3 separate regions of the Mus musculus genome follow, and all the other regions are linked to region 2. Evidence: chromatin loops called from intact Hi-C (ENCODE). Cell type or tissue: gastrocnemius. All regions are shown on one strand. Region 1 holds the start of Plin1 (perilipin 1). Region 2 holds the start of Ticrr (TOPBP1-interacting checkpoint and replication regulator). Region 3 overlaps Kif7 (kinesin family member 7).

Region 1 (8,000 bases), 71 kb after region 2:
GTCTGGATGGCAGATACCTGACTCCTTGTCTGGTGGCAGGAGGAACTCTACCACCTTCTCGATGCTTCCCAGAGCCAGATCAGCCCCTCCAGAGGCCAGTCGGCCAACCCGGGTGTTGGCGGCATATTCTGCTGTCTCTTTGGCCATCCCCAAGGCAAGCTCGCAGCCGGCCAGAGTGGCCCCCAGAACCTTGTCAGAGGTGCTTGCAATGGGCACACTGATGCTGTTCCTGGCGCTTCGAAGGCGGGTAGAGATGGTGCCCTTCAGTTCAGAGGCGATCTGAGGAGTGTTGGGAGGCGGTGAGCTATGTGGAATCCCTCCTAGGCCCTGAGCCCAGCAGCTACCTGGAGGGCCCCATTTAAAGGCCCAGGGCCGTGCAGGGCAGCATCCACCTATAATACAAGGGCTGGAGGCTGGCACAGAAGGGTCACCGAGAGTCAGTGCTACCTTTGGCTACGTAGTGTGCTCCAGACCAGCCAGGGCTACATAATGAGACCCTGTCTCAAAAAAGCCAAAATAAATACATAATAATTTTAAAAAAGGACCCAGGGACCAGCAATGATGTGTGTGTGTGTGTGTGTGTGTGTGTGTGTGTGTGTGTGTGTGTGTGTGTGTGTGTGTATGTGTGAAGAACCCACCTTTGCTGTGCCAACTACCTGGGTCTCCTGGCTTCTCCACACCACCTGAAGATCTGGCCTTAGAGGATAGCCCCAAAGCTTTGCCTGTCCTGATACCTTCACACAAGGCATGCCCTCTTCAAAAGCCCTACTCTCACTCCTCTGTCTTTCCCTCACACACTGTTCCAAGTTTTACAGTGGAGTAGTTAGCTTTCTTCCTCCCGAGACCCTGGGAGCACCTCTGTGGCAGACAAGTTGACTGTCAGGAGCACTAGAGAGCAGGCCTGCCCCCTAGTGGTCCTCACCTCAGGCTGTGTACTCATCTGCACAGTGTGGGTAGCAAAGCCAGTTACCAAGGATGACCCACGAGGGCTCCAGGAAGGCCCTTGCTGTGGCTGTTGGCAAGGGCAGGGCACAGGGGAGATTTGTAAGAAAGATTGGTGGCTTCCCAGTAAAACACATGAGGTCACAGGCCTGACTGAAGCCAGCACTGGATAAAAGTAGATAAAGATGTAGCCAGGGGGAAAGTGACTTCTTTAGCCTCATGGTCCATAAAAGGTTGGATCTCAAGGCCATGTGTGTAATCCTGAGGTCTCACTGAGTGGGACCCAAGATCTTAGGTAGCTGTTGTCAACAAGTAGCCCTGTGCAAGCCCACAGAGTCCCGGATTCCAGGGCCATGGTATCAGAAAGCTGAGCAATTATGGGAGGGCCATGTTGGGGTTAGCCGCCCCCCCTTCCCTTTGAGGACCGTAAAAGTGTCTATCTGAGCTTGTCCGAGGCATATAACTGTTATCCCAGACACCCCGACTCTATCTGATCCCACAGGAAGGAGAGGGGTCTCTACTTGCCTAAGAGGTACTCATCCCCATGAACACAGAAAGTTCCACAGCCAGAAAGTTCCGTCAGCTGTCCTCGTTCATGAAAGGAGGAGGTCCCAATAGAGTATAGGGGGCACCACGGAAGAGGGAGGACTCACCTTTTCTGGAGGGTATTGAAGAGCCGGGATCTTTTCCTCCAGGTGGTCCAGGCCTCTGCAGGCCAACTCATTGGCAGCTGTGACTGAAAGGGAAGGGCCATGTTGGGGTAATCCCTGAATGCTTGTGAGGCACTAAGAGTGGCCTCCGTCTCAAAGAAAGCACATTGGGGCCCAAGATTACAGACTGTTGCTTCCAGGGCATTTGGGGACCAGAGAGTGATCATGTACTTATATAGTGATCTCGTACTTATGATTCCTTGAGAGCAGGGTCATTTTGGAGTCGGTGGGACCTGTACTCAAGGCCTTGCACCTCCACCTATACAGCGTGTGGCTTTAGCAAGTCTCTGTCTGTCTGGTAAGACTCACATAACCCCTGTTCTTTATCTCTAGGGTCCTGGGCAGTAGCTCTCTGCTGCCCCCTCCTGTCAGGAGTCAAAACCATCAGCCTCTGTGGTTCCACGTCTGGATGGGCAAGCTTGTAGTGATGGCAGCAGCTCTGTGAATCACCAAGCGCTTTTCGCTTCCCTCCCCTTCTCCCTGTTCAAGGTTTTGGAACCCAGGTGGAAGTGAGGGAGGTGGCACCTGGGCCTTTGCACTGGCCCAGTGAGAGCAGGCTTGCTTAGTCCTGGAGATGACGAATCCACAGCCACAGACAGAGCCAATCCAGATGGACCCTAGAACCAGCTTTCACCCCCAACTGTCAAGATGGCTGAAAGCTGAAGGGAGCCACAGGGAGGAGAAAGAGGATGTTGCCCCTAGGGAGTGGGACAAGCCACAGAAGATGCAGACGTGTCAGAGGAGACTGCCCGTGGTCTACTGAGGGTGCAAGCTACATGGTCAAGATCATGGAAGGCACAGATTCAAAAGGTATTTATAGATACTCTTTCATATTTCTTTCACGTAACAAAGAGCTCAGAGGACTTGGATATCTTTTGATTGAACAGAATGAGGACTTCCAGGAGGGCTAGCCTAGAGCCTGAGACATTTTTATTATCCTATTATCAGTAATTGAGTGTATTTTTCTTGGACAACTTTATTCACGCATATGGTGCATTTTCTCACTCTTATCCCTGCGTCTTCTCAATCCCCCTCCCACTCTTGTTAACCCCCATGTTCGTTTCTCATGTTCTCCTCATTTTGTTCTGGTCCCCCCCTCTCCCCCCCACCGTTCACAGAGTTCAACCAGGGCTTTGTATGTGACCACGGATTTTAAGTGGAGCCTTTAAGTCTTCCTTGCCTGGTTACTTGGGTAGAATTCTCACATACCCACAAGCCTCTATCAGGATGGTAGAAGATGGTAGAAGATTTCTCAGTGATGCTGAGAGTATCCTCAGCCCTGCCAAGAGACGGGACTTTCAGGAGGAGGCAGAATAATAGAGGCGGGGCGAGCCTGAAAGGACCCTTGTTTCTGCCACCAGCAGCTCTCTGCTGCCCCCACCTGTCGGGAGCCAGTATCAGCAGCAGCTGGGCGAATGAGCCTTCTCTCTCCTTAAGCCTTCAGCACTGCTAGGCCAGTTTTCGAGCGTGTTTCTGCTGGTTTGTGATACTGCAGCTTCTGTTACATTTGGAGTTGGAGTGGCTAAATGTCCTGCCACTGGTCCTACTCTCACCGCTGCTCACAGAGTTGTCCCCACCACACCCGGACCTCTCCCAACATTCTTTGGCTGTCATTGTTAGCCTAAGATACCCCAGGCTGGGCAAGTGTAGATATATGTCTGTAGAGGAGAAGACCAGGAGGTCGGATATAGGTAAGCAAGGGAAGCAGTCAGGGAGGTGTACAAACAAGCTGTGAGACGATCAGACAGACCGACAAGCAGAGATGCAGACATGCGGGGAGTATCAGTGAACAGGCAGGATGCCACAGAGTCTATGAGGACTCACACTGGGTGGACAGCCGACGGACCACCGGCTCCATGCTCCAGGCAGCCAGGTTGCTGGCACCCTGTACACCCTTCTCATAGGCATTGCACACAGAGGCCACCAGGGGGTGGGCTTCTTTGGTGCTGTTGTAGGTCTTCTGGAAGCACTCACAGGTCCCGCTCACCACAGGCAGCTGCAGAACTCTCTGGAGCACGTTCTCCTGCTCCTGTCAGCAAAGAAAGAATCAGATGCTTCCACCCCCACTCAACCTTCTCACGAGCTATTATTCTCTCACTGTCACCTCCTCTGTGAGACAGGGGACATACATCTCATGCAGCCCTGGAGAGCCTGGAACTCCCTATATAGTTGAGGATGACCTTGAACTCCTAGCCCTACTGACTCCATCCCCCAGTGCTGGGATTACAAGCATATGTCATGTGTCACTAGGACCAGCTTTTGACTCTCTTCCATCATGGCTCTGTCTGTCCTTGGGCTGTCTACCTCTGCCACCCTGCTCGGATTATGTGTACACGTCTCCTTTCTCCCAGTAGAGTGGCCTCTAGTCCCTAGTACCTGTCGCACCCTGGAGAATTGAGTCACACATGGGGCTGCACCTTGTAAAATGTGTAAATTAAGCTCCCTCCTTCTCCCTCTCCCTCCCCCTCTCCCTTCCCTACTCCCTCTCTCCCTCTCTCCCCTTCCCCCCCTCCTTCTCTCTCCTTTTCTTTTTTTGATACAGGGTCTCACTATGAAGCTCTGGCTGCCCTGGAATTAACTGTATAGATCAGGCTGGCCTCAAACTCACAGAGATCTGTCTGCCTCTGCCTCCCAGGTGCCGGAATTAAAGGCGTTGCACCACCACCACCTGGTTTATAAATGGGTCACATGATAGAACTGTGGTCCTTTCCTCTAGACACTCTAAAATTTGGCATGGCCTTTTTGTTTTGTTTTGTTTTTTGTTTTTTGTTTTTTTTCGAGACAGGGTTTCTCTGTGTAGCCCTGGCTGTCCTGGAACTCACTTTGTAGGCCAGGCTGGCCTCGAACTCAGAAATCCACCTGCCTCTGCCTCCCAAGTGCTGGGATTAAAGGCGTGCACCACCACGCCCGGCTAGGCATGGCCTTTCTTAAAATATGACACTCCGTGTTTAAGTTGGTGGTCCGGTGAGCCTCGGCCTGTGGGGTGTAGTGGGGCCATCTCTTCTTACTCAGATGCCTCCATACTCTTATCAAAACATTTTGCTTTGTACAGCACTTGCACAATTAGATTTCAGAAAGTAGAAAAGGCCCAGTCTGTGAGTGAGAGAGTGATGCTCGTCATGGGGTGGGAAGCTGTAAGGATCCAGGGTAGATGCCTAGAGCTCTCTTAATCGGCACTGTAACTTGCTGGGGCTGCTCCCTGAGTCGGGCTCTGCTTGCGGGAGGCTGAGTTAACAGAGCCATCAAATAGACCTGCCTGGGCTCCAGGACAGAGCAGGCCACACGGATTTTAGCTTTCCATCCTGCAAGTGAGTCAGATATCAGAGGGAGAAAGGCATTCTGACTACAAGAGGAAACACCCTCTTTAACCGTCTGGAAATGGAAGAAGCCACTAATGGTTGGTTAGAAGGTTTAGCGTTTTTTGTGCTCCATTGACCCCTTTCTCATGACTTAGTACAAAGGAAGACAGTCGCCCTTAGTGCAGAGCTTAGTTAAAGCCTACTTTGGAATGAGTGTCCTCTCCTCCAGGGTCATACGCCTGAAGTTCACTCTCTGAACTGGGTCCAAATCAGAGAGGCCCTGGCAAAAGATGTCAAGGACACGTAAAAGTATCAGAATTACTCAAAATCGTGGCGAGAACTGGGCCAGAGCTAAACCCCGAACAGACTAAACTCCTAATTCATTCCCGCACATGGCAGCACAGGCTGTGTGCGGCAGAAGAGGATCAGGGGCTGAAGCCAAAGCCACAGAATGCGTGGGCTCTGTAGGACGCGCGCATCCTTCTGGGTGGTGAGCTTGTGCTTCTGGGTTTAGGACCAGGTGGCTTCTTTCCCTCTGTCTCTCCCGAGGCCCCAGCCGGCATTCCTATCCTTCTCTCCACGGTTCTTAGACCTCTATAGCTATCTCGCCCCTTCCCCCAAAACCCCTGTGAAAGGTGGCAAGGACAGAGACAGTGAGTTCAGAACCTAAGGTAGACATCTTGCTTGAAGTCTCCTGACTCTTCCTCTCTGCTCACCCCCCCACCCCCTTGGTGGCCCATTTCCCACCTCACACGAGCCCATGTCACTTACAGGGAGGTCTCCATCCAGCAGGGTTGGGCCCTTGTTCATTGACATCCTTACTCTCCACGCTGCAAAGCAGAATCCCAGATCTATCAGAAGCCCGCAGGCTTGTCTTTCACAGGCTCCCTCCCTCCCTCCCTCCCTCCCTCTCAAGGCCACCATCTAGCCATCTGGGAGCACAGCTGGCCTAGGTTGGAGGGCGAATGTTACATAGGAGAGATTGTTCCTTGGGGTCCCAACACAAGAAGTTTCCTGGTCTGCTCAAAATGAGCTCCGCATAATCTGTTCAAAATTGATGGTTTTTTTAAATTGCTCAAGAAAAATTAATGTAGGCAATTAGATAAAGATAATGAGATGAGAGAAATGGTTTAGGAAAAAATCTGTGACTGAAAGAGACTAAAGAATGAGTGTTAGGTAGAGCTTAGTCTTTTCTTCACCTTGCCAGCAAGGTTAAGCCTTCTCTCAGAGAGCTGTCTTATGGGTAAGCCACCGGTCCCTCTGTGCCCCTGGTCTCTCATTCTTCTCCTCAGGGGTCCCCCTGCAGATCTCTGCACCCCTTGGTCATTTCCCCCAGGTGCTCTTTCTCCCAGCTCCTTGCCTGTAACACCGAGAAAGCAGCTAGGTAAGGCAGACGCCCAAGGACCCCACACTCACTGCAGCAGACCGCCACCTCAGTCTCAGACAGCCCAGCTGTGGAAGGTCTCCTCCTCAGAAACACTTGCAGCCACTCCAGGGAATCTTGGGCAATGCCTCTCAGACCTCCCAGCTAGAGGAGGGCAAAGAGGAAGAGAAAGCTGGGCCGGCCCATTGCCTTAGCTGTCTGACCCAGGGTGTCCCCTGGGCTCACCCTAACTTCTATGGGGGATGTTTAGGCAATAAAGAGGTGGTTCTCAGAGCTGAAGGACTCATTTGTCAGAGCCCAGAGAAGTTCCAGAATATTTCTGGCTTTCAATGGACAGAAATTGCTTTCCATAAAGAAGCCACTGCAATGTGTGCCATTAAACTTCTAAACTCAAAGTTACATGTCATCCTATAATCTCTGGTCCCTTTCCTGAGAAGTTTCTATGGAACAATATTCAAACATTATTCCATCCTTTCTTGTTTGCTAGCAAGGATGACTATTGAGCAGCATGATTCAAACCCACACAGGGATAGGGTTCACCTTCATGTGTTAGTCTATAGCTATCAAGATCAATTACCTGCAAAAAAAAAAAAAAAAAAAAAAAAAAAAAAAAGACTAGATAGAGCAGTAAGAGTTGAGCTCTTAGTAACCAGGCTCCGCAGGAGATGTCTCATCCTCTGTAAACCCCCAGGGTTAAAGAAAACATTTTGAAGCTGGCTGTTGTGGCACGTGCCAGTAATCCCAGAACTCAGGAGGCTGAGATGGAATTGACAGTTTGAGGGTAGCCTGAGCTAAATAGCAAGCTCGTGTCTCATAAAGCTAGGGGCTGGGGGTGGAGCTCCATGCCAGAGTGCTTTCTGACCTGGCATGTGGAAAGCCCTGGTTTGATCTTCAGTACTGAGGAAAGGAAAGAGGGAGGGAGGGAGAGAGAGAGAGGGAGGGAGGGAGGGAGGGAGGGAGAGAGGGAGGGAGGGAGGGAGGGAGGGAGGGAGGGAGGGAGAGAGGGAGGGAGGGAGGGAGGGAGGGAGGGAGGGAGGGAGGGAGGGAGGGAACTTTACTTAGCCTGAGATGCCACCAGAACAAGAAGGAGGAGAACTATTTGGTTTTGTTCACTTATGTCTGGACAAGTAAAGGTGTTGACAGCTGGTTTGGTTGGTTGGTTGTTGGTTGGTTGGTTGGTTGCTGGTTGGCTGGTTGGCTGGTTGGTTGGTTTTGCCAACCAACAGCACCCAGACAGCCAAGAATTATCCGTTGCTATTCCTTCCTCAACAGGAACTCAAGCCCAAACTCAAACTTTAGTTTCTGATTAATGTTGATGGAGCACTGTGGTGCCAAGCTGTGTCTTTAGACCAACTAGAAAGGGCCTCGTAATCACAGTGAACGAGAGGACGGCAGCACGGTTAGTCCCTATTCACCAGAGTTGATGTTGTTGAGTCTACTAAGTTGTTAGTATGGGTAACAGGATGGAGAGGCACTGAGTAGGGTCACCAAAATGGCTCAGCAGGTCAAGGTGATTGCCACCAAGCCTGGCTGCAAAGTTCAATCCCTGGGTCCCAAAGAATTGAAGGAGAGAATTGACACTGGCAAGATGTCCTTTGACCTCCATATGCATGCTGTGACATTTGAGCATGTGTATAAGTGCGGGTGTGTCCAAGTGCACACGAA
Region 2 (8,000 bases):
ATAAAGCCAGGTGTGGTGGTGCACGCCTTTAATCCCAGCACTCAGGAGGCAGAGGCAGGCGGATTTCTGAGTTCAAGGCCAGCCTGGTCTACAAAGTGAGTTCCAGGACAGCCAGGACTATACAGAGAAACCCTGTCTCGAAAAACCGAGAGAGAGAGAGAGAGAGAGAGAGAGAGAGAGAGAGAGAGAGAGAGCTTATGAGAAGCTATTGGTGAAGCCTGCTTGCATCAGAAAACCCCAGCATATTGAAGGTACCGGTGGTACCATGGGATGATCACCAAGAAAGGCAACAGCAATGAAGTGAATCAACCTGAGCTTAAAGTGCTACAGAGGGCAGAGCTGGAGGAGACCCCTTTGGAGGAGCCCAGACATTGAAACAATTAGCTATAACATCTTGGCCTTGGAGACCCCAAGATGTTCAAAATGCCAGATCGGTGAGCTATCTGCTGAGAAAAGCTGCTAACAGGGAGTGGCTCAGGAGAAAGAAGTTTGTTACAGTCAACAAAGATGAAAAAGGAGTTAGAGATCTGAAGACTGCTTTGACATCAGCCATGGAGATGCAGAGTTTGGAGTTTGCCCACCTGGTTTCCTGTCTTGCTTTGGGGATTACAGTTAAGTGATTGAAAGAATCTCAGAAGAGACCTTGAACTTTGGACTTTTAATACTATTGAGACTGCTATAGACTATGGGAACTTTAGAAGTTAGACTAAACATATTTATCATTATGCTATATTTAGGTATGACCCCAATAGACTCATGTTTGAACAGGCCTATGGTGCCCAGGGAGTGGAATGTGATGGTTTGTATATGCCTGGCCCAGAGAGTGGCACCATTAGGAGGTGTGGCCTGTTAGAATAGGTATGTCACTGTGGGTGTGAGCTATAAGACCCTCACCCTAGCTGCCTGATAGTCTTCCACTAGCCGCCTTCAGATGAAGATGTAGAACTCTCAGCTCCTCCTGCACCATGCCTGCCTGAATGCTGCCATGCTCCCCTGCCTTGATGCTACTGGACTGAACCTCTGAACCTGTAAACCAGCCCCAATTAAATATTGTCCTTATAAGACTTGCCTTGGTCATGGTGTCTGTTCACAATATATTCTTGGATCACCACGGCTAACACCAGTCATGAGTTACTATCCCTACCATAGGTCCAAAGCCATACAGTGTGGTCCAGTAATTTCCACTTTTACTTGAAATTTCCCCTTAGGAACACAGATTTATATTTTAAATAATTTAAAGTACATATAGAGCAGCTGGAGAGATGGGTCAGTGGCTAAGAACACTTGCTATTCTCCAGAGAACCAGAGCTCAATTTCCAGAACAACATCAGACAGCTCATGACTGTAGTCCCAGCTCCAGGGGATCTGAAGCCTCTGGGCTCCATGGGCATCTACACTCATGTGCTCATACCCACCCACATGCAAGCATACGCACCTACTCATGATTAAACATGATAAAATGGATCTTTACAAAACACATACAGAAAGGTGTTGAACCTGCATCCCCAACAAATGGATATTTAACCAGCAAATGATGTATAGTGACTTTTTAAAAAAAAGATTTATTTATTTATATTATGTATATGAGAACATTGTAGCTCTCTTCAGACACACCAGAAGAGGGCATCAGATCCCATTACAGATGGTTGTGAGTCACCAAGTGGTTGCTGGGAACTGAACTCAGGACTTCTGGGAGAGCAGTCAGTGCTCTTAACTGCTGAGCCACCTCTCCAGCCCATATAGCAACTTTTAAAAAGTATCCTTTTTTATGCATACAAGTGTTCTTCATACATATATGTATATGTACCCTATGCATGCCTTGTACTGAGGTCAGAAAATGGCATCAGACTTTCTGGGATTGGAGTTATGGTTGGTTGTGAGCCAACCATGGGTACTGATCTTACCACTGAATCCTCTCTCCAGCCCCACCACCCACCTTTTTGAGTGTTTCACTATGTAGCCCTGAATGGCCTGGAACTCACTGTATAGACCTAGTTAGCTTTGAACTTACAGAGCTCTCTGCCTGTCTCTGCCCCTCTGGAGTGCTGGGTTAAAGGTGTAGAACAACATGCCCAGTTCTTTTCCATTACTACTTACATACTTAATTAAGTAAAAATAGAAACAACAGAGACATAGACATAAGCAGGTAGGAAGAAGGTTTTGCCTGCTTAATTAATTGTTATCTTTGATTAAGGCACAGTTTTGCCATGTAGCTCAAGAACTGTGGACCCTCTGGTCTTGGACTGACTCATAAGCACTGTGATTATAAGAACATGCCAATGTGACTCGTTTTCATATTATCAAAATACAATAAACATTTAGGTTACGGTCCATGGTTCTTTATCCTGATAAGAAAAAATAATCTGTTTCAAATAACCTCGCCTGGCATGCTGATACACACTGCAATCCCAACACTGTGAAGGTTCAGGCAGGATGACCTAAGAGAATTTGAGGCCAATCTTGGCTACAGAGTAAGGCCTTTTATTAAAAATAGAATACTGACAACAGAAATCTAATAATCCTCATTAATTCCAAGATTTATCTAGACAACTTAAGTGTAAGATTTGATTAGATTGTTCTTTTTATTTCAAAATATGGCTGGCAAGCTATCATTCTAGAAATGGTGTCGTCTCCATTATTTTTATATATTGATTTATAATTATATTAGGAACATTAATAATATGTGGCTTACTTACTTTCATAAGGCCACATGTCCTTTTTTTTTTAAGTCATTTAAGTTAAAACTCAATCAGATAATCCCAAATCCTCTTACTGTGGTACCAATAGGAAACACATATGAGGGGCTGAAGAGATGGCTCAGTGGATTAAAGCATTTGCTGCACCTCCAGAAGATCTGGGTTCGATTCCCATCATGCAAGGCTGACTCACAATCAGCTGCAACTCCAGTTCCAGGGGATCCAACACCCTATTCTGATCTCTGAGCACAGGCATGCACATGTGCAAAACGCCCATACACACACACACACACAAAAAAAAATCCACTGGCCAGAGATGAGACCAAGAGGGAGCATACTTGCTAACAACATGCCAGGCTGGGAGTTCCATCCCTAGCAACACCTCCCTGCCCCCATATACAATAAAGTTAAAAAGAAAGCGGGAGGGGGGAGGAGGAAGACACGAATGAGTGTTGGAGATGTTGGTTCAGTGCTTGACTGTCCAGCATTCAGGAAGTCTTGGGTTTGATCCCCAATACCCCATAAACTGCGTTTGGTGCAGGGGCATGTCTACAGTCCCAGAACTAGGAAGGTGGAGGCAGGATGATCAGAGAAGTACAAGGTACAGTTTGAGGCCAATTTGGAATATAAAAGAAAGTCACAAAAACAAACACACAACAAAAACAAGTAAAACAAAACCAAGACTTCAGAAAACACTAATCTACTGAATGGATGAGCTGTAAGAAGGCGGGTGCTGGAAATCGGACGTTCTAGTGTTTTTTTCTGCACCCATTGGACTGGCTTGCGTACTCTCTGGTGTGTTCACTCCTTAGTTTGTAAAACAGCCTCCCCAGGTGCTCTGCAGACGTCTGATTAGGTATCTTTATATTACATTTTCCTACCTAGGACCCGTATTGCTCTTCTGTCACTTCTCTTTCTTCCCGAAAACACTTCCCTGCCTTCCAGACCTTTACAATAGAGTATCCGAGGTCCTTCCACTATGCTCCAGCCTTGCTAAGTAGCCCCTGCTGGCTTGGAACCTGCGATCCTCCTACCTCCGTCCCTCGAGTTTGAGGATTATGAAATGTTCCTTTCGTCTTTTACAGAAAAAAAAAATTAAGCCCTCCGTCATAGGCTAAAAGACTTAAGAGTAGTCTAAAGTGAACTTGACTCAAGCATCCTAAACCCCTCACTGTGCACATCCCAGGCTTCAGGGTTCTAGTAAACACGCCCCGCCTTCCGCAGGCGACACACACACTCACGTACGCGCGCGCGTGTACAGACACACACACACACACACACACACACACACACACACACACACACACTCACTCACACTCACACTCACACACTCACACTCACACACTCACACTCACACTCACACTCACATCTGCGCACAGTAGCCCAAACGAAGGCTTCCGCGCCCACCGCCACGCCCCCGAAGTACCGCCTCTTTAAATTTTAAAACGAAGGCTCAGGCCAATGAGAACTACATTTCTCCCGGAACTCAGCGCCCCGCCCACCGCCACACCCTCCACCAATCAAGCGGAGGTCTTCCACACGCCTTCCAGTTAGGGTTAAAGAGGGAAGTGCTTACGTAACTTACGTTCAGCCTGCAGCCAATAGGAGCCGAGTTTGGGTACCAGCTCCTCCAATAGCTGCAGCTGTCGGAGAGCGCGGGAGCCTTCGGAGCAGGGCCTCAGAGAAGCGGGCAATGGCGCTGGTTCTCTGAAGAGAGTGCTTTACCTCAGGAAGGGCCACGCGCGGCCGGGCAGAGGGAGTCCCGTGGCGGCCGAGATGGCCTGCTGTCACAAAGTGATGCTGCTGGTGGACACAGCGGGCGTCTCTGCTCCTCATAGCCCGGCCCGACGCGCCGCCCTCCGGCTCCTCACTTACCTGAGCTGCCGCTTCGGCCTTGCCAGGGTCCACTGGACCTTCAAGTTCTTCGACTCTCAGGGGGCACGGAGCCGGCCCTCCCGCGTGTCCGACTTCCGCGAGCTGGGGAGCCGCTCCTGGGAGGACTTCGAGGAGGAGCTGGAGGCCAGGCTGGGGGATCGCCCTCCCGGAGCTCACCTGCCGGGCCCGACGCCCAGAGCCACCCACACGCACGGTGCCCTGATGGAGACGCTGCTCGACTACCAGTGGGACCGGCCGGAGATCACGTCGCCCACCAAGCCGATCCTGCGGAGTAGCGGCAGGAGGCTGCTGGACGCCGACGGCGAGGCCAGGGAGGCCCAGGCCGCGCTCGGGGGCTTTGGGAACGCCGTCTTCCTCCTGGCGCCCTGTCCTCACTCGCAGAGGGAGCTGCTTCAGTTCGTGTCCGGGTGCGAGGCACAGGCTCAACGCGTGCCGCTCACCCCCAAGCAGGTGATGGAGAAGGTGTTGCCCAAGAGAGTCCAAGAGGTTATGATCGCCCGAAATATCACCTTGTACTGGGTGGACACCACCGAGCGATCTAAGGTAAGGTGAGAAGCAGTCTGGATCCGGTCCGCAACTCCCCGACAGCTGAACTTGTCAGGCTCCGTAAAGTGCCACAGACCCAGAATGAACCCCGTGTGCCTTCCGAGGGAAACCCTTGCGGGTCGCAAAGGACAGCGTTCCTCCAACAAAATGGGTAGATTCTGGGTACCTATTAAATCCGAGTGTGGAAGAGCCTCTGCGCTTTGGTACCTGGGTGCTTTTGCGTCCTTAGTTTTGCTACACAGCACTTGTATTCCAGCATGGTGGAAGCCTGGTTCAGCCAGGCTACAGGACTTGGCCGCTTGTTTTGTCTAGTGCTGCTGTGTCTTCCTGGACCTCTAATCCTCTCCCTCTGAGGCAGTAGAAACCTCTCTTAACCTTTGTTGTTGGCCCGGCCTGATGACGCCCCAGCCCTCAGGAGGCAGAGAGGCAGGTCTCTCTCTAGTTCTAGCCTCCATCCAGGTCTATGCAGAGAGGCCCCATCTCCAAAACAAAAGCAAACCCCTTTGTTGTTGTGGCCTGTGCTCTTTCTCTATTGTGTTCCAGTTGGACACACCAGACACACCTGTCATCTTCCATTTATTCTAAAAACACCACCTCAATGACTGTCCATGGAAAGCTGAGGCAGGACTGTCACAGTGCAGGGCTAGCCAGGGCTGCTAGATCTTGTTTCAAAAAAAAAAAAAAAAAAAAAAAAGCAAACAACAAAAATCTCACAGTTACAGGTCTTAACTCCGTTTTGTATTTCCCCACAATTTAACATTGTGTTGAGGAAATATTTGCTGATTAAATTAATCACTTTTGGGGGGAGGGGGAGGTTCGAGATAGGGTTTCTCTGTGTAGCCCTGGCTGTCCTGGAACTCACTTTGTAGACAAGGTTGGCCTTGAACTCAGAAATCTACCTGTCTCTGCCTCCAAAGTGCTAGGATTAAAGGCGTGGGCCACCACTGCCTGGCTATTTTCGGGGTGTGTGTGTGTGTGTAAATTAATCACTTTTTACAAACTTAGTCTTAAAACAGCTAATTTGGATTTTTTTGAAGCAGTGATGCTTCTTGCTTGAGTAAGTGCTATGATAAATGTGTGTGTGTGCTTGTTTTGAAACAGACTAGTGTAGTGTAGTGGCCTGGAGCTCTGTGTAATGGATGATAAACTCTTGGTCTCCTGCTTTCATATGTATATAAAGATTTTTTTTCCTGTTACATCATTTAGTAAAGATATATGCACTACTGAGGTACTCCATTGAGTACATCCTACCCTGCTTTAGGTGCTGGAGATATGGTGGTAAATAAAGTGTATTTTCTAGTTTGGAAGATATATTAAACAGATGTGCAAATCAACGATGATTTCAAAACTTGCTCCAAAGAAAAAAGACTGAGTGAGGGAGCAGCTGGTTATTGTACTTAAAGGTGGACTTAGGGAAGAAGGCCTTTCTTACAGACTTGAACAGTGAATGAGGAAGAATGTGAAGGCCGGGAAGACTAATCCAGACTTAGCAAAGGTGTGGGTGTAAAGGGTATGAGCTGGGAGTGAACTTTGTATTACAGTAGAAAGGCGAGGAGCTCTGAACCCAGGAAAGCAATGGGGAGGACAAAGTGAGAAAGAACTGGCCAGTCCTCCAGGCCAGGCTTGAAACAGATCAATGAGAAGATTTAGAAAGTGGTTTAAATAGGTGAAGAGCTACAGGTAATAGAACTACATAGCTCTGCACCAGGAGTTGATTAAGTAGCAAGATTACAGATGAGAAATTAACAATGGTCATACAGAATGTTAAGATTCAGGGGAACAGTTGGGGGATAAATATGATCAAAATATATTGTAAGAACAGCTCCAAGAATTAATTTACAACTTTAACTTTATTTTGCGTGTATGGGTGTTTTGTCTGTGTGTACTTCTATGAGTTACCTGCAAGGCTGGTGCCTATGAGGGCCATAAGAGATTGATTTCTAGGAACTGGAGTTATCTGTTGTTTTGAGCTGCCATGTGGGTGCCAAGAATTAAATCTAGTTCCTCTGAAAGAGCAGACAATACTCTTAACTGCAGAGCCACCCCTCCGGCTCTAATAGAAATATAGTGTTAAAGCTGGTTGAATGATGCCTTTAATCTCAGACTTAGGCAGAGGCCAATGGATCTCTGAGTTCAAGGCCAGCCTGGACTACATATTGAGTTCCAGGACAGTGAGACCCTGACTTGAAACAAACAAACAAACAAACATTAGGCACTTAGTATTAAGTATTAGGGCTGGAGAGATGGATGAGGTTAGGAGCACTGATTGCTCTTCCAGACCTGGACTCAATTCCCAGCACCAAAGTGGTGACTTACAACCTTTGTAATTCCTCTCCCAGGGGATTTGACACCTCCTCTTTTGACCTCCAAGAGCATCAGACAAGCAAGTGGTGCGTAGACATACAGGAAAAACACCTATATACATATAATAAATTTTATACACACACACATAAAGATTTCCAATATAAATTGGGTATAGTGGAGTGCTTGGGAGATTTGTGTGCAACTAACACATGTAAATGAAAAGTCCTTTCTTAAGTTTTGTTTTTCATCAGTAGACAGCCCACACCCTACCCTTCCAAGCTGCTCTTCTGGCTGAATCAGTTTCAATAGATTTGTTTCTTGTGACATTTGAGCCAGTTTGCTGTTCTTCCGCATAGCAGTGAACTACATGGATGATAACAGATTAATCGATTAATTAATTTACTGTTACAGCACCTCAAAACTTCCAAGATGGCTGCTGTGCCTGACTGAAGGAAAACTTTCAGAATAATACATCATGGTTTTCTGTTTTGTTTTGTTTTTAAAGACAGGGCTCAGGTTGTGGTATATAGCTTGGAATTCAGTCCTACTACTTTAGCC
Region 3 (8,000 bases), 51 kb after region 2:
CCCTGGACTCAACCCTGCCCTCTGACTCCAGTTGCTGATCCCATTTCTAGAAGGGAGAAGCAGGAGTCAGTACCACTTCCCAGCCCCTCACCTAGCCTAGCCTCCTCTTAGGCCTGGAGAGAAGAAGAGAGGCCATGGGACCCTCCAATCCCCAGGATCAATGTTACCCAAGACAGAGTTGGGGCAGAGCTTAGAAGATGACAAGAAGCTGCAGGTACCATGGGTCGTCTTGGAAATTTGAGCATCAGGAAGTCTGGGTACTTCCTATCACACCCACCCCACTGAAACCTTCCCATCTGGACGGAGCTCACAGACCTCCCAGGGATGGTGAGAGAGACAGGCAAGAGCATCTTGAGCTGAGAGGCCTCCATATGACTGCTGAGAGGATGACCAGGAGACTCCTCCAGCCGAGAGCAACCCAGAGCTGACCCTGTGAGGCCAACACATTGGTTCTCCCTCACCTGCGCAAGTATAAGGTCCGCCTGGGTGGCTCCTCTTCTTCTTCCTCCTCTTCCTCCTCCTCCTCCCCTTCCTCCTCTGATGTAGTGGAAGAGGCACTCCTCAATTTGTCCGCCTGGGCCAACACCTCTGCTTTGACTTCCTTGCCACTCACCACCTGCTAAAGAGGGCATTAAGGCTCACGATGAGAATGCACGCAGGGCATCCTCTGAGCCTGAAGTGTGCCCTGTCCTGCACACCGTCCTCTCCTCAACTTCCTCCACCACATCTTCACCCTCAAGCTGTCACAGGACACATTGGAAAATGCTCTTGCCCTGAACCATCAGGGAAGGGTGTGATCTCCTGACATCTGGTTCTCCTCAGGTGACAACCTGCCCTTTCTAGTAGGGCAGCTCGTTTATACCCAAGCCCTTTCTCATCATTGACACCCTGCCAAAATAATGGGTACTTGACACACTCCCACCTAACCCAAGCCCTCGGCAACTGCCCAGCTGAGATGTCCTAGAGTTCTGAAGCGGCACAGGACTCAACTTTGCCAAAAAGACTCCAAGCTGAAGAACCTACAGGCAAAGGAAGTGAACCTTGGAGAGACCAAGCAGAGGTCCTGGAAGAGTGAGTCAGTAGAGAGCCACCCCAGACCGTGTGTTAGGAGTCCATCCTTGGGTGTGTAAAGGTGCCACCTCGTCATCGTTGATATCCTCACTCCAGGCAATTTCCACCTGCCTCAAGATGCTCACTGGCCCTGGTCACTTCTGAGAGGCCCCACAGTCTCTCATACCCGGTCCCTTTCTCTAGGGACACCTGAAATAGGAATCTTCTATCTCACAGCTGGTGCCACGGAGACACAAACAGGACACGTGCCCCAGTGTTGCCCTGATGTACCAAGCCTCACCAACCTCCTCACCTGCTCAGAGCTAACTTCTTCTCCAGGAAGACATGTCGAGGGCATCATGCCCAGCATGTGAGTGTGGGCACCCCCCAGGGGGGCTGTGTGAGGCCGGGGCACAAAGGATCCCGGTGGCAAGCCCTGCAGGAGCCCCGGTGCACCCCAGCCAGGCTGTGCCAGCTCTAGGCGTAGCCGCAGTTCTACCATCTCTTCCTGCTGCTCCCGCAGGCGGTCACTCTGCAAGACACAGTCCAGGAGTTGATGGGGTCGTGGATGCCAAGGGTGGGGGTGTCCGCTGAGCAGCGTGAGTACAAGAAACTGAAGAAGGAAGCTGAGGACCTTCCACCTTCAGGGGTGAAATGGAAAAGTTTGAGCACCACTGAGCCCTTTCTGTCTGAACACACACCGCACTGGTTCTCACCCAAGCTCTTATCCTATCCTGCCCAATGTTCATCACATTCCCACACGCCTGCATGCCAGCCCTTACCTGACACCAGCCAGGCAGAATGCCCATCTTGTCAGCAGGCTCCCACGTGGCATCCTGCTGCCCCCAGATGCCAGCTCCAGCCAAAGGTGCCAGGCATGGCTGTCAGAGCACTTCCTCCACTGTTTTGTCCCTCGTCACAGTGAGGCACCACACATCTCCACACCGTCCTCCACCAGCGGCCCTTAGCCCAGGTCTCCATCCAAACTCTTCCTTCCATCCTGAGAAAGCCTTCCTCCTCTAGAAAGCCTTCCTGGCCTGCAGAAGGGGCATCCTACCTGCAGTTTGTACTGCTCCATGGCGTCCTCCAAAGCCGCCAGGAAATCTCGATTCTCCTCCTCTAGCCGGGCCACCTGGCTCTGCAGGGTCAACAGCTGCTGGGTCCCCTCATCTCCCTACAGGGCAAGGAGAAAGGCTTTAGGGGTGGTGCCTGGCAAGGTGCTATGACACCCTAACTTTCTCAGTCTTGATGCCGGCTCACCCAGTCCTACTCTCCACTTTTCTCCAAGATCTGCTTTGCAACCTTGGTGCTCCTGGCCCTGTCCAGCCTTAGGTTCCTTCTGGAAGCCATATGAGTCATCTCTCACATTACTAATAATGTTTTAATAATGCTTATCACTAATAGTTTCTCTGTTTTGAGTTAGGGTATTGCTATATAGCCTAGGCTAGCCTAGAACTCATGATCCTCATGTTTCTGCCTTCACCGAGTTAGAATTATGAATGTGGCCACTATTCCCACAGATCACGGGGTTTTGTTTGTTTGTGTTTCCTTGCTTATTTAGGTTTTCCAAGGCAGGGTTTCTGTGTAGTCCTGGCTGTCCTGGAACTCGCTCCGTAGACCACACTAGCCTTAAACTCAGAGATCCACCTAACTCTACCTCCCTAGAGCTTGGATTAAAGGTGTGCCCTACCATGCCCTACATGTTTTTATTAATGTTAATATTATCAAGAACCTTGGTCTTTGCCAGTGCGCTTGACATCTATTAGTGCTTCTGATCTTACAAAACCCTTATTTAACAGACCCAGAGGCTAAGTCCTTCCCAAAGTTAAGGAAATGACTTTTGTCACTGAAGTGACAATGAAGCCCAAGCATGGCTGCTTGGCTTAAAATAAAACCCTTTCCCTTGATCCCTACCCCGAGCCCACCCCAGGGCCACCTTTCTCCCGCTGGTCCCCTGTGCCGCCTGGTCCTCGGCTGGAGCGCTTTCGATGCCGCTGTCGGGTCCGGAGGCAGAGCTCAAGGTGCTGCGCTCGCCCTCCACCGCGCACAGCCAGTCCCGCACTTTGCGGGCGGCAGCGCCAGGCAGCCCGGGCTCGGCCTGAAGCTCTCGCAGGAGGCTGTAGGCGGCGCTGGTGCGGGCCCGGCAGCGCGCGCACTCGGCCCCCAGGCCCGCAGCGACTGCCGCGGAGCCCACTGCAGGGCAGGGCACGCGCCGGCCGCGATGGATGATGCGCGTTTCCGAGCGGTGTCGCGGCGGCCCGCGCGCACCCGCCGCCTGTTCCTCAGGGACGCGCTCGGCCTCTGGACGCCAGTTGACTGTGGCGCGATTGCGGATGTTCTGAGCACGGCTGGCGTAGTTTAGGGTGTTGAGGGTCTCATCGAAGTCGGAGGAGGAGGGGCTGACGCAGGCGATCATCACTGTCTTGGCATTCCCTCCCAGAGAGTCTTTGAGGATCCTGTGAGCACGAGGATGATAAGCGTCAGTGCCTTGGCTCTTGTGAGCACTGACCTGGCACCATCGGCCTAGGTTTAAAGCCACCTTTCCTGGGGGGCTCCATGATCCCACCCGAACCCAGAGAGATGGGCCATCTCACCGGGTGATCTTGGAATCACGGTAAGGGATGTGGCTGCCTCGGCGCTGGGGGTCCCCCAGGGCGCTAATGACATTTCCCAGCGCCAGCAGGGTGCTGTTAATCTGGATGCTCTCTTTGAGCCGTTCTCCGGTGCTGCCGGTCTTCAGAACCCTCTCGGAGCCTGCCAGGTCCACGAAGTGGAATTTGGAGACCAGCAGGTGGCCAGCGGCGGGTCGAGGCAAGCGGCTAGGAGTCCGTCCCCGCTGCTCCAGGGTCACAGTGAAGACTGTGTGTGAGCGGCTGGAGAGGCGGTTGAAGTGTGTGGCGCCTGTGTGGCGCGCAGCATTGCCCATCTCTAGGAGGCTCAGCACCTCGTCCAGGCCTTCTACATCCACTTCTTTCACCCCACAGAGCACTGTGGAAACAACACTGTAAGCATCTCCCCAGAAGACAAGCAAAAACATCCAGGACTCCTACCTGCTCTTCCTCACCCAGAGTGGCCGGAGTCCCTGCTTTTCCGCACTTACCTTAGTGTTTCCCACTCTGGAAACAGAAGCCCATACTGAACTCACTGCAGACAGCAAACAAACCCACCATCCAGGGCCTGGATTTCCCTTGAGGAAGTGTCTCTCCCAGACAGGTTAAGCCAGCCCACCCTCAGAGCAGACAGGCAGGCTTTGCTTGCCAAAGGCCTCCCTCCCAGTCATTAGAGGATTCCCAAGTCTTCTCACCAACATTTCCCCGATCATCTTCCCGAAGCTGGATGTCCCGGCTGGCAGTGCCAACTTCTAGCAGATCTCGGAACTCTTCCTTGTAGAGTTCCAGGTAGGATACATGCACCAGGCAGTCCAGCAGGTCATTCTCATCAATGAGCTTGAAGGCCTCAGCCATGGCCCTTGGGATGATACCTTGTTCATCTTCATGCAGGGAGGCTGGGGAGATACCACAGTGTCTCCTGCCGCCATGCCCCACCCCAACCTGGCCCAAGTATCCACCACCACCACCACAGCAGCAGCAGCAGCTTGAGAATGAGGCTGTAGCGTGGAGAAGACAATGACAGAGGCCAAGGAGAGACAGCCTCTGCTAGGCCGTGCTCCAGGATAGGGAAGCAGAATTGGAGACTTCAAGCAACCTCTCATGGTTTAATCAACCGCTTTCCTGATGCGCCCTCCTTATCCCATTCCCAACAGATTATCAGATACCCTGGACTTGATTACTCCTTGGGACAAGTAAGTCACTACCACGGCCCATGCACAGCTAACTGATGGGCCTCTTAATTTGCTTCAAAAGTAGAGTGTTCATCCTAATATCCCATAGTAAAGTTTGCTTAAATATACTTGCAACAGAATGCCAGGAAGTTATCAAATAAAAAAGACTGGAAGACTAGGGGTGTAGCTTCACGGCAGAGCACTTGCCTAACATATGAGCACCCAAGTTCAATATACAGCAACACACACACACACACACATGACTGAAGAATAGTTAATGATAAATGTTCCTTATCGTACATATCATCACATATACGGTCTTTATCGCTATCCCCAATTCAAAGTAGACGGCTCCACATATTAAATCAAAAACTAAAGTAATATTTTATAGCAAGAAAATTTCAGATGCCGACAGGTGTTGTGGTGCATAAACCATGAACATTTAAAATTAAATATTGTTCATTTGTGTCTGTGTGTGTGTATGGCGGGGGGTGGATGTTGAGAATCAAACTCATGGCCTTAAGTGAGATGGCAACTCTACCAGTGAGCTACGCACAATCCTGGCCCCAGGGCATATTATTGAGAAAACAAAACAGGATGGAAAAGAGTGGATATCAAACAACGCATGTTTTATCAGGCATGGTGGTGCATGCCTTTGATCCCAGAGGACAGAAGGCAGAGGCAGACCAGCCTGGCCTACAGAGCGTGTGCCAGGTCATCCAGGGCTACACAGGGAAATTCTGTCTCAAAAGATGAAGGGAAAAAAAAAAAAAAGCCATGCTTGAGGTATAAAGTATAATCATCTCCACAGAGGGACTGGGATGCTCAGGAAGGCAATCATCGGGCCTGCTATTCTCTGCATGTACTCTCCTGCATTTTCTTAACTTTCTACAACTATGCCTCTGCCATTGCTATGGTCTGTGTATGTCTCCCCAAAACTCATGCATTAAAATCCTCACCCCTCCTGTGATAATATTAGGAAGTAGGGTGGAGTTGGAGCCCTCATGAATGAATTGAATGTAAGAGAGACAAAACAAAACAAAACCCCTCTGTGGGGCTGGAGAGGAGGTTGCCGAGTGGTTAGAGCCACTTACTGCTAAATAAAAGGCTTGAGCCACGTATGGTAGTACATGTCTATAATCCTAGCACTTGGGAAAACTGAAACAATTGAAAGTTTGAGGTCCAGCCGGGCGGTGGTGGCGCACACCTTTAATCCCAGCACTCGGGAGGCAGAGGCAGGCAGATTTTTGAGTCCGAGGCTGGTCTGGTCTACAAAGTGAGTTCCAGGACAGCCAGGGCTACACAGAGAAACCCTGTCTCGAAAAACAAACAAACAAACAAAAACAAAAAAAAACAAAAAAGAAAAAAGTTTGCAGTCTACCTGGACTACACAGTATCAGGCCAGCCTCAGACAAGCCCCTGCCACAAAAGACGAACAGGCTCCCTTGTAAGGTGATATGGAAACTACTGCCCTTTAATTTTGTTGACAACTTGACCTTGTCTTTGGAGCCCCCAGAGTCAATTTCTGTTTACAATGCACCAGCATAGCATTGTTTTAGCAACCCCACTGCAGTAAAAACAGGAGCTAGGAGAAAATAAAATGGCTCATGTTCCTTAAAGGGGGACAGTTCCTGCCATGGAGTGGCCAAAAGAGTCTTCCCCAGATGCAGAGGCTCCAATCTCAACTGTTCCGATGGGAACATGATTCCGAGCCCTTGGTGACATCCTAAGACACACTTGGTTTTCCTGTTATGATGCCAAAAACCCATTCTTGAGAAAGCCATTCACCCACAAACCCCACTTCCTGCCTTTCCCAGCCACCTGACATGGAGTGCTGACCTCTGCCCAGGAGATGCCCACTCCCTCCTCAGCATCCTTGCCTTGGGGTGGGGGTGGGGGTGGGGGTACAGAAAATTCAGAAACATAGTAAGCATCACTCACCCACACTGGCCTCCCCCATGGTATATGTCTTCCCAGAGCCTGTCTGACCATAGGCAAAGACGGTGGCATTGAAGCCCTCAAAGAAAGCCTCGAGGAGGGGCTGCACGCAAGCCTGGTACACAGCCTCTTGCCCAGTGTCCTCTCCCAGGACCACATGGAACCCAAAGTGTCGGTCCCGCCCCAGGGTGATTCGACCCCGCTCAGGCTCCACACGCAGGCAACTCTGATGACCATGCAGCAGCTCCTTGGGCAGCAATGGGCGAACTCGAAGGGCCACCCTCACGGGGGCCTCCTCAGCCCCAGGCAGCCTCTGGGCCTCCAGCCCCATCTTGAAGGACAGCAGCTACGGAATCTGCAGAGAAAAGAAAAGGCCCTTGCCACTGGCCTGTACTACAGGGGCCAGACCACATAGCTTTGGGGAGACTGACGGAGGGGTAGTCAAAGTTCAGAGCATCTGCCCAAAGGGGCACCCAACTGACACAAACCACAAAACCATAAAGCCACAGTAACTTTTCTTGACATCCTCCCCTGGCCAAAAAATAAAAAATAAAAAAAGCCCCAGCACTTGATATCTCCGGTTTTTGTGTTCCAGCTGTCCCACTCCCCCTTCTAAGTCTCTACCATTGCTCCTCCCTGAAACTGCTTGACACCTGCCCATCTTCTTCAAAGAAGCCAAAAGATCCTTCAAGACCAAATTCCTATCACTAAACTCTGCCAGTTCTTTTTTTTTTCCATTTTTTATTAGGTATTTAGCTCATTTACATTTCCAATGCTATACCAAAAGTCCCCCATACCCACCCACCCCCAACTCTGCCAGTTCTATCTCCTAAGTATCTCTCAAGATTATCAGCTACACTCCTCATCCTGTTGCCAAAACCAGTCATGCTGCTGACACCCTGAAGGGATAACTTCTGCCTGCTCCCTTTCCGAGTTTCAGTCTCCCCGACCTCTCCAACCGCGCAGTCTAGAGCATCTTTCAAAAACACAGTTGTGACAGTCTCATTTTTACACCCCACTAACAATAAAGGAAGCTTAGAACACACTCCCTACCTTCCCCATCTCCTGAATACCATGCCTTTCCTCTCAGGCCATCAACCTCTGTGTTACCATCTTCATCCACCCACGCTTGGGCTGGGCTCACCTTCCCCACAGGGCCAGGGAAGCTGCTCTGCTCTGTCCCATCACCACTACAGACAGCCCTTTGTGCTGCCCACATCAGACACTGACC

What was found. A loop is a pair of places that touch in the nucleus more often than their neighbours do. Peaks named below come from ENCODE experiments on the same cell type or tissue, not always from the same donor. Only the 100,000 strongest peaks of a DNase experiment are listed, where the experiment ranks them.
Region 1: it touches region 2 in a loop (2.0-fold over the local background); 12 of 42 quality-filtered maps call a loop at or near these places.
Region 3: it touches region 2 in a loop (2.2-fold over the local background); 12 of 42 quality-filtered maps call a loop at or near these places.

The regions. Positions count from the first base shown.
Region 1 is chr7:79,726,375-79,734,374 of GRCm38, forward strand. It overlaps Plin1 (perilipin 1), which reads right to left and starts at 6,402. Exons shown (of 9, transcript NM_001113471.1): 1 at 6,368-6,402; 2 at 5,723-5,781; 3 at 3,477-3,681; 4 at 1,596-1,678; 5 at 18-279. The coding sequence starts at 5,767. In gastrocnemius, CTCF peaks have their summits at 922 (motif pointing left), 2,015 (motif pointing left), 3,036 and 3,586 (motif pointing right); DNase peaks (open chromatin) are centred at 907, 2,030 and 3,034.
Region 2 is chr7:79,655,868-79,663,867 of GRCm38, forward strand. It overlaps Ticrr (TOPBP1-interacting checkpoint and replication regulator), which reads left to right and starts at 4,329. Exons shown (of 22, transcript NM_029835.1): 1 at 4,329-5,135. The coding sequence starts at 4,473. In gastrocnemius, no CTCF peak of the experiment used is centred here; a DNase peak (open chromatin) is centred at 4,242; H3K4me3 peaks cover 2,050 bases.
Region 3 is chr7:79,707,059-79,715,058 of GRCm38, forward strand. It overlaps Kif7 (kinesin family member 7), which reads right to left. Exons shown (of 19, transcript NM_001291222.2): 2 at 6,773-7,124; 3 at 4,355-4,555; 4 at 3,645-4,038; 5 at 2,987-3,506; 6 at 2,108-2,224; 7 at 1,364-1,582; 8 at 462-619; 9 at 1-46. The coding sequence starts at 7,100. Among named protein-coding and RNA genes, the nearest start is that of Kif7, 4.6 kb to the right of the region's middle. In gastrocnemius, a CTCF peak has its summit at 3,180; DNase peaks (open chromatin) are centred at 1,850, 3,235 and 3,787; H3K4me3 peaks cover 945 bases.